Regions from separate parts of the Homo sapiens genome. Here region 1 is linked to region 2. A link is a contact called in ENCODE Hi-C or POLR2A ChIA-PET data. All regions are on one chromosome and are shown on one strand. Each heading gives the region's core, a stretch centred on a gene start or an enhancer-like site at or near the end of the contact. The rest is flanking DNA. Distances are from core to core; before and after follow the strand shown. Region 1 holds the start of PIGZ (phosphatidylinositol glycan anchor biosynthesis class Z (Gwada blood group)). Region 2 holds the start of PIGX (phosphatidylinositol glycan anchor biosynthesis class X).

Region 1 (5,017 bases), core at 1,482-3,981, 260 kb before region 2:
AAATTTTAGGTTGCTTCAGTATCCATTTTGAATATAGGGTTAACAATTTCATACTAGAAGCAGGGCTTAGTCACCTTGGATACAGTTTCCAGCTCTCTGCTGGAAACAGTATCTCAACACATTCCGTCCAGATATCTGGTCCTAGGTAGCCACCTCCTGGTAACTGCCTCCTTGTGGGATGTATACATACAACCAACTAGACTCACCCCACTGACGCCCACACCCTGCATGGACTATGCAGATATGTCTCAGTGACCACCCCTAAGTCACAAGGTGGCCCCACAGGACTCCAGTTCGCTCCTCTAGGTGAACCAATTAGAGCTCCCCTTGGGAAAACTGCTTGAGTAATGCCCTGCACTCCAATAAAAGCCTCAGCCCACAGGTCCGTCTCTCTCTGGCTCCCCCCACCCCCACAACGATTGTGTACAGTGTCCCCAAGACATTCCCGACGGCCCTCAGTGTGCCCTCTTCCCCTGTGGATCTGTAAGTAATAGGACCACTTCTGTTAGTTCCTGTGTTTCGTTGTGTTGCCTGCTCTGTGTCATGCCTGACTGAGACGCTCAAACGTAACGTTTTCCCTGGTCAGGGCTTTCCCTAGAGAGCAGCTATCTTGGTAGGAATAAACTAGATACAGGTCAGACAAGAAGCACAAGGAGATCTGCCAGGATAAATATGTCTCCTGGGAGAGGGACACCCGGTCACAGGTCAGCCAGGATACAGAGGTGCCCCATGAAAGGCCCACGGCAAACACCCACGCCCAAATCCCAGGAGCCCTGTCAGGGCAGAGTTGGCCTTTACAGTGGCTCTCCAGGGAGGTCTCAAGACCAAGGTAGAGGAAAATACAACACACACACGCCACACGGGCGACGCTCAGCTGCATGGTGCCAAGCGAAGAAAGCCAGGCACAAAAGACCACACGGTGAATGGTTCTCCTTGCATGCAATTGCGAGAGAGGCAAAGGGCAGTGACAGAAATCAGAGGAGCAGTTGTCTGGAACCAGGGCGGAGGGGAGGTGAGGGGTTAGCTGCAGAGGGGCAGGAGGGTACTTTTGGGAGGAGAGGACTTCTTGAACTCGGGGGGAGACTAGCCTGGTGGTTTCGCGTGTCAGAAGTCATGGAACTGAGCCGGGCATGGTGGCGGGGCCTGTGGTCCCAGCTGCTCGGGAGGCTGAGGCAGGAGGATCGCTGGAGCCTAGAAGTTCAAGGCTGCGGTGAGCCGAGATCGTGCCACCGCACTCCAGCCTGGGCGACAGAGACCCTGTATCTAAAAAATAAAGGAAAAAATTCATGGAACTGTATACTTCCATGTACTGTACTTAAATTTCCTGGTATTTATCGTATGTATAGAATACCTCACATCTTAATAAAGTCGTCGTTTTTAGTGTGAGGGGTGCTATGGGGCACGGAGGGCGATCCGGCTGCCGACCCTCGGCGGCGGCGCGGGAGTGCGAGGCCGGCGGGGAGGTCGGGTCCTGCGGCCTCGCCGGGGCCCCTGCAGCGCTCTCCCGCCAGGGGGCAGCGTCGGGCCGGCGGCGCGGGCGGGAAGCTCCAGCGGCCGGGACGCGGTGGTGCCGTCTTCCCCCTGCGGTGAGGGACCGCGTCGCGCCACCCCGCTCTCAGCGCAGCCCGCAGCGGCGAGGCCACCGGGTGGGACACGGGTGCCCGCGCGTCGCGCCGCAGCTCGCGGGGACCTGGCGCCCCGTCCCGGGAGGGGATCTGGCCCCCGGGCGCCGGCTCTCCGTCCACGCGGCGTCCTCCCTGCAGCCCGCTAGGGCCGCTCGCCCGTCGCCGCCTGCGGAACGCGGAGGGGCAGCACGGCCACGCCCGGCCACTCGAACCTGCTCCCCGGCGCCGCGTGACCGTGTCAGGTCCCCGTCGGCCTCGCCGTGCCGACCCCGGGCGCCTCCACAGTGGCTCGGAGGCCGCTGCTGCCCGGATGCCCGGGTTCCACGAGGCTCTCCCAGCCCGACAAGCCCGCCGATCCCACGGGCACGGGCGGAGGAGAGGGAACCGCCGCGCCCGCCCCGCGCGCCGTCGCCGACCCCGGTGGGTCGCGCTTCCCCGCGCACGCCGCGCTCTGGCGCGGGGAGAGGCCCCTCGGGGTCCGCCCGGGTCAGCGTCCCGCGGGGGTGGCGGCCGTTCGCTCAGCCTCCTCTCGACTTCCCTTTCCTGTCAGGGCTGCTGGGGCTGACAGGCTCCCGGGCAACCACGCCGGGGAACCCCTCACGCCCGCCGATCGCTGCGGGGCTCAGCAGCCGCCCCGTGCGCTGAGTCCCCTGTCATGAGTGACTCCATTGCGAGGCGTTTCGGGCCACGAAGCAGGACCGGGGGCCGCACTCCGGGTCCCCGCCCTGCCCTCGCCGACCTCCCGCGCGTGGAAGGGGGACGGCGGCGGCGGAGCTCCCCGCCACGGAGAACCCCGAAATGGTCATTTCGAACGAGAGGAGTGTGGCCTGGGGTGTCTGGTTTAACAGCCCCCCGCGCCGAAAGGCTGTTCGCCGAGGAGGGGCCGCCGGGGAGGGAGCCCGAGCGCGGCGGGGCGAGACCGGTCCCCGCCCGGCGTTGCCCGGCCCGAGGGACGGCGGCGCCCCCAGGACCCTCCCCAGCGCGGCCCCAGCTCGCTCCGGGACCGCGGGGCCAGGCCGGGCGGGAGCGCGGGGACGTACACGGCGGCCCCGCCCGCGCGCTCCTCCTCCCTCCCGGCCCGCCCTGCGCCGGCGGCGGCGGCCCCAGTCTCCGCGCTGCTGAGGCGCGCCCGGCCGCTCCCACGGCCTCCCCTCCGCCCTGCGGTCCCGCCGCCTCCGGGGCCTCCTGGGACCCTGGCCCTCGCCGGGCAGGACGCCGCCAGCGCTGAAGGCGCAGCCCGGAGGCCGCGCGGGTGAGTCGGTGCGCAGCCCCAGCGGCTCCAGAGGAGCGGGTGCGGGGAGGGCGAGCGGACCAAGTCGGCCGCGTTCCCACCTTGCGCGCAGCCGGGAGACCAGCAGGCCCAGCCTCTAGGGAGGAGGGCAGGGGAGCTGGGGGCCGCCCCCCGCATTCTCGCAGGCACCTGTCCCTAGGCCGGGGTCCGCTGGCTCGAAGCACTGACCCGCCCCGGACCTAGGGGGACGGAGGCAGCGGTGACATTTGCCCAGGAAGGGCGGCAGTGGGTAAACTCCACTCCAGGGCACGGGTCTGGGCGCAGGTTGAGGCCTGGGGTTGAATCTGCTTCTGCTAGAGGCCAGTGTTCTCAGGGAGGCCCATAACCCGACTGGGTCTCAGTTCCCCCTGGTATGAAACAGCAACAGGGCAAGAGGAGGAAACCATGCCACGCTGCAAAGCTCTGAGCACGAAGCCGAGAAGAATCTCGGCTCCCGGCCTCGGGGGCTGCACTTCGGGCCAGGCCTGCACTCCCAGGATAAGAGGATGGCCTCCTGCCCCAGGGGTGGCATGGGGGCGCGCAAAAAGCAAAGGTGACCCTGCCAGGGAGCACCCAGCGCTCCGGTTGGTGGTCATGGGGTCTTTGCGTGGGACTCACAGTGTGGCCGGGAAAGTTCTGTAATGAGGACATTTCTCATCATTCCTTCTTCTCAAAAGTCATTCGTCAGCCCCAGACACCTTTGCCTCGGAAAACTGAGAACTACTTTCAAAATCGTCAACACCCCCATCTCCTGCTACAGAGCGGAGTCCCCACTTTGCAGAGGCGCACTGCAAGGTCGCGGGTGGTTAAATGGTGCGCCCTCCTTGATGAAGATGCCTTGTTCTCTTTCACTCTCTATGTGTGTTTAATGTTGTGTGTTGCGTTCTCTGTGAAGCGAAGGATAAACACGGGCCCTTTCAGGCAACCGAAGGAAGAAGGCGGCCAGCATCAGATCTTCCCGTGCTTCAAGGTGGAGCACCCTGCAGGGCTTACTGCAGCGCTCAGGGTCAAAGTGAGGATGCAGTGCGGCACCAAAAGGCAAATGGACTCTGGAGAGCCACTCTCACCTTGTACCCCTGGAGTAGACCCCGAGGACTGGAGGACTGGAACAAGATCTTAGTCCTGAGGGCGGGAGAAGCAGCCTTTGGTGGTTGCACAGGGGCCCGGCTTTTCCCGAAGTCTTAAAGCCTGCTCCAAATGCCAGATTCAGACAAAGGGGCCGAACCTTGGGCCCGCCGCCTTCTCCCATAAGCGGCAACCCAGCAGCTTTGCCAGGAAGTTTACATGTGAAGGTACGGACCTTTCTTGGAATGAGCCACACCTGATGGCCCTGCCACTCCGGACGGCGCTCGTTCACGGCTGTCCCTGGAGCAGACACGGTTCTGCGCACACACCTGGGCGCCGGAGAAACAGGGCACCCAAAGCGGGCCCAGGCCCTCGGACTCAGCGAGCTGGACACGTGTCCCCATCACCCGCGGCTGGCGGGAGCAGTGTTTCTACTCCCTTCCCTCCCCTCCTCCCGCCCCGCAGATGTGCTGTCTTTCCCGGCCTCCCCCCGCGCCCAGCACAGTGGTTTCTGCTTGGCTGTTCCCCTGTCTCTGAGATGGTCTCTCCCTGCTGCTTGCCCTACACATTCTCCCACACAGGCGCGCGGGATGCCCCTGTCGGCGTGGTTGTCAATGCCTGCTCCCCTGCCCCCCAGTCCAATCTCCACGACTCTGGGCCCTGTCGCTTCATCCTAAAGCCTTCCGCTCACGAGCCCTCCCGACGACCGACCCCCAGGAGGCTACTGGAGATGCAGGATTTGGACCCGTGCTGGACCCGCACCCGGACAGATCCCTCTGAATGAATGAATGAATTAATGAGCAGGCTGCATCCTGATTAGGTTAAGGTGGGTGGTTGCCATGCTTGGCGTTGGCTCTGTCCCCTGGGATAAAAGGCGAGAGGCAGCCACATGGACAGCTCCTCCAGTGGGGTCTCAGACTGGAGAGACGCCAGCGGGCGGGGGTCGTTCCCTGGAGCTCCCGCATTTGTTATGGTCGATGCCCCACTACGTTGTCACCTTCTCCGGAGGACCTCCTGCTCTGTCCTTGACAGATGGGCCCCAGTGGGCCCACCCAGG
Region 2 (4,451 bases), core at 1,291-3,790:
TTTAGTAGAGATGGAGTTTCACCACGTTGGCCAGGCTGGTCTCGATCTCCTGACCTGGTGATCTGCCCACCCTGGCCTTCCAAAATGCTGGGATTACAGGCATGGGCCACAGCGCCCAGCCGAGCAAGGCTCTGCCTCTTAAAAAAAAGAACAAATAGCCTGGGTGCAGTGACTCATGCCTGTAATCCCAGCACTTTGGGAGGGGGAGGCAGGCAGATCACAAGGTCAACAGTTTAAGACCAACCTGGCCAACATGGTGAAACCCCGTCTTTACTAAAATACAAAAAATTAGCCGGGCGTCGTGGTGTGCACCTGTAGTTCCCGCTACTTGGGAGGCTGAGGCAGGAGAATCGCTTGAACCTGGGAGGTGAAGGTTGCAATAAGCCGAGATTGCGCCACTGCACTAGCCTGGCAAGAGAGCAAGACTCCGTCTCAAAAAAAAAAAAAAAAAAAGAGACAGGGCCTTACTCTGTCACACAAGCTGGAATGCAGTGGCATGATCACAGCTCACTGCAGCCTTGAACTTCTGAGCTCAAGCAATCCTCCCACATCGGCCTCCCAAGTAGCTAGGATTATAGGCCCACGCCACCACACCTGGCTACTTTTAAATTTTTTTGCAGAGACAGGGTCTTGCTATGTTTTCCAGGCTGGTCTTGAACTCTTGGCCTCAAGCAATCCTTCCACCTCAGCCTCCCAATGTGTTAGAATTTCAGGTGTGAGCCACTGTGCCCAGCACAAATCCAGATCTTTCTTCATCCTGTTTAATTTTAATGGGGGTAGGGTGGGAAGTGAGGACTGCTATCCAACTATAAATTAAATTAGAAGAAAAATTATGAACAGGCTTAAATTCTACTGGTATGTACACCAGACAGCAGTTGATCATTGGGACCGGAGAAAGGCTAATTTACAAATAGTACAGCAAATACTAGAATGTCATGATTTTAAAGGCAAAAGTACCATTTTTAAAACGAATTTGTTGAATGTGAATTTACCTTCAACATTTTTCCTCTTAACTATTACTTTGGTAGTGGTGAACTGGCTCTGGAAATTGACTTCTTTTTCCTTTTTTTTTTTTTTTTTGAGACAGAGTCTCCCTCTGTCACCCAGGCTGGAGTGCAATGGCGCGATCTCGGCTCACTGCAACCTCCGCCTCCCTAGTTCAAGCGATTCTCCTGCCTTAGCCCCCTGAGTAGCTGGGACTACAGGGGCACGCCATCACGCCCCGCTAATTTTGACCCCTTTTCAATTATAAAATGCTAACGTTGGAAGCCTCTACAGATTACCAAATCCAACTGTTTAAAAATTCTTCTGGCCGAGCATGGTAGTTCACACCTGTAATCCTGGCACTTTGGGAGGCTGAGGAGGGTGGACCACCTGAGGTCAGGAGTTCAAGACCAGCTTGACCAATACGGCGAAACCCCGTCTCTACTAAAAATACAAAAAATTAGCTGGGCATGGTGGCGGGCACCTGTAATAATCCCAGCTACTTGGGAGGCTGAAGCAGAAGAATTGCTTGAACTTGGGAAAGGCGGAGGTTGCAGTGAGCCGAGATCGCGCCATTGCACTCCAGCCTGGCAACAGAGTGAGACTCCATCTCAAAAAAAAAATCTTCTTGGCCTCATAATCCTTTGTTTAGATAAACTTGAAAACCCAATATGTAAACACACAAGCAGAACTGCACTGATTGACAGATACTAAACGGATCTAAATGATACCAAGGATGACAGAAACATCCTCATTTTACAGATGGAGAAACTTGTAGGGTTTGTGCTTTCCTCCCATCAAACCTTACCCTTTATTGTAATTATTCCCGCACTTGCCCGTCTCAGTAGTACAAGCAGTTTGCCAACTACTACTTGCACGAACAACTAGCAGTTTGCCACGGAGTCCTACATTCAGTTTGGGGATTCTCAGGCCTCACAGGGCGCTAAGGCCTTGCCTGGCCCCTTGGTGATCAGAAGCTTCGTGCAGCTCAAGAGCATCCCAAGACGCTTGACGGCTGACTTTCCTTCTCAGAACTTTAGTAACAGGGCGGCCAGTCCAGCCTGGGAACCGCAGGGCCCGAGCCCGACTCTCCCGGAGACCCGGGATCCGCCGCAGAGCAAAGCGCACGGGAGGGAAGGAGGGCACACGGCTCTAGTGTCTGACCTCCTCCGGCTCGCCCTACTGATCTAGGTCCCGCGCCGGGTCCCCACATCCCCGCAACCCGCCGAGAGGCCCGGGAGCCGGGACCGCTCCCACGCTCTGGCCCCCCAAGCCCCGCCCCCCTTACCGGCGTCAGAGCGCGCGGCGGTGAAGGCCGCGGCGGGCCCGCGCGTGAGCCCGGTCGCCGCCCCGAGGAGCAGCCAGGCGGCCGCCCGAACCGCCGCCACCCGAGCCGCCAGGACGCCGGAAGCCGGACGCCCGAGAGGGGCGCGCGGGGCCAGGTGCGGACGCAGGAAGGGGCCTGGCCGCCCGCAGCTCCTACCGCGCGCTGCCCCAGATTTATCGGCTGGGACCGAGTGCTGGGTGCGCGCGCCTAGCGCCCGCGGTTCCCAGCTGCCTGCAGCCCCGGCCCCCAAGGGTTCCCGCGCGGCGTGGGGCGGTCGTCCCCGCCCAGCTGTTCCTTGCTCCGCCCACCCGGGGGCGGGCGAGGAGCTGCGCACGCGCGGGGACGCGCGCCCGGCCTGTCGCTGTGGAAACCGCTAGGCCAGCGCTCGCCGGGACCTGGAATCCCTGTACGCCGAGGTGGGAGCCGGTGGACCGGTCCCCCAGCCGGCCCCCACCTCCGCTTCCCGGTGTTTGAGGGTTCGGGCCTCCCGCCGGGGAGTTCACCCCTCGGGCTCGTCAGTAGGGCTGTGGCTGTCGCCTCTTCCTGCAGCGCCAGGCTCCGCCCGGTCTCACAGTCGGCTTAGGGGCTTTGCGTGCACTGCGGTTGGGTGGAAAAACCCACTCCTGGTTGTTTAGACGTTGGCCTGCAGACGATGTCATTTCTGTATTCCTCTAAGGGTAAGAAAGCCAGCCTTGCACTAGTGGAGACGTGAGTAGGGAGAGAATCGTCTACTCTTTGGGGACATTCGTACCCTTAGGTGCTGTGGGGCTTCCTAACAAGATTGTGGGCAGTTACTGATCTCTGGGGAGAGGAGTATTCGTGTCCAGGAAGAATAATTGGATAAACGTGCCGTCCTTCTTCCTAAACAGAGTGGAATCTGTAAGCAGGCCAAGAGAGCATCCAGGCGGCTTGGAGTGGAATAGAGGGCTCTAGAGCGGGTGTCTCAAAGAGGAAACAGAGTGTATGTCAAAACATACTATCCAAAACTGAAAATAGCCGGGCAGGTGGCTCACGCCTATAGCCCCAGCACTTTGGGCGAATCACCTGAGGTCAGGAGTTCGAGACCAGCCTGGCCAAGATGGCGAAACCCCGTCTCTACTGAAAATACAAAGATTAGCTGGGCATGGTGGTAGGCACCTGTAATTCCAGCTACTCGGGAGGCTGAGGCACGAGAATCGCTTGAACCCAGGAGGCGGAGGTTGCAGCGAGGGGAGATCACGCCACTGCACTGCAGCCTAGGCGACAGAGGGAGACTCTGTTTCAAAAGAAAAAAAAAAACTGAAAATGGTAGTATAAGCATGTTTCTTAAGAAATGGAGAGAGAAATTTTGGAAGATATGCCTTTTAAAATTCAGTCTGGCTCCCTATGAAGAGGAGTAGGGCCAAGGACGATAGTTTGTTGTTATAAGCCTCATAGAATTATTTTATATTCCAAATACAAACATTACTTTAGCAAAAATTAAAGTTAAATTTTAAAAAGAGTCTAGTAAAAAAAAAACTACATTATTTGAGTACCAACTGCATACATCTTTGACGAGTACAGCCATTGCTTCAGTGTGTGGAGTTTATATGTGCCCCGTAGGTTGTAGTTTACTAACATCAAATTTTAGTTAGGTGAATTGGGAATAGTATTCGTTAAAAAAAAAAAAAAAGCAAGAAAAGAGAAGGAAAAGAAGGAGAAATGGTGTGAGCTCATTGCATCAGATTAGAGGTAGAGCACAGTAATTTTTTAAAGTAGTTTTTTTTTTTTTTTTTTTTTTTTTTAAGAATAGGCGTATCATGCTTTGGAGAGGCTGTTGTGCAGTGGCACCATCTCAACTCACTGCAGCCCCAAACTCCTGGGTTCAGGCGATTCTCCCACCTTGGCCTTTGGTGTGGCTGGGACTACAGGTGCATGCTGCCATGCCTGGCCAATTTTTAAATTTTTTGTAGAGACATGCATGGTCTCGCTGTGTTGCCCAGGCTGGTCTCAAACTCCTGGCCTCAAGGTATCTCCTCTCCTTGGCCTCCCAAAGTGTTGGGATTACAGGCCTGAGCCACCACACCTGCCTCCATCTTTTTGAGATGGAGTCTTGCTCTTGTCACCCATGCTGGAGTGCAGTGGTACCATCTCAGCTCACTGCAACCTCCGCCTCCCAGGT

Evidence for each region. Hi-C counts contacts between places; a loop is a spot of excess contacts on that map. ChIA-PET counts read pairs that join two places held with the same protein, here RNA polymerase II (POLR2A). Pooled maps may share reads with other maps.
Region 1: a loop to region 2 is called in a map of B cell, with 26 times the contacts of the local background. The contact joins the promoter of PIGZ here to the promoter of PIGX in region 2. A Hi-C loop is called at or near these places in 3 of 168 maps with a recorded cell type or tissue (B cell, OCI-LY7 and chondrocyte), 12 of 37 single-sample maps with no recorded cell type and 14 of 50 pooled maps. POLR2A ChIA-PET finds 5 or more read pairs at or near these places in 2 of 52 experiments (WTC11 and activated CD4-positive, alpha-beta T cell).

The regions. Positions count from the first base shown.
Region 1 is chr3:196,966,547-196,971,563 of GRCh38, reverse strand. It overlaps PIGZ (phosphatidylinositol glycan anchor biosynthesis class Z (Gwada blood group)), which reads left to right and starts at 2,731. Exons shown (of 3, transcript NM_025163.4): 1 at 2,731-2,877. It overlaps LOC124906255 (collagen alpha-1(I) chain-like), which reads right to left and starts at 2,431. Exons shown (of 3, transcript XM_047449439.1): 1 at 2,315-2,431; 2 at 1,352-2,168; 3 at 1-1,263. The coding sequence starts at 2,431. The coding sequence ends at 1,353. RefSeq lists silencers at 1,392-1,611, 1,622-1,941, 2,052-2,111, 2,222-2,281, 2,292-2,501 and 1 more and enhancers at 1,547-2,082, 2,083-2,618, 2,619-3,154.
Region 2 is chr3:196,710,466-196,714,916 of GRCh38, reverse strand. PIGX (phosphatidylinositol glycan anchor biosynthesis class X) reads right to left here and starts at 2,540. Exons shown (of 6, transcript NM_017861.4): 1 at 2,273-2,540. The coding sequence starts at 2,384. CEP19 (centrosomal protein 19) reads left to right here and starts at 2,667. Exons shown (of 3, transcript NM_032898.5): 1 at 2,667-2,988. RefSeq lists silencers at 2,141-2,770, 2,605-2,917.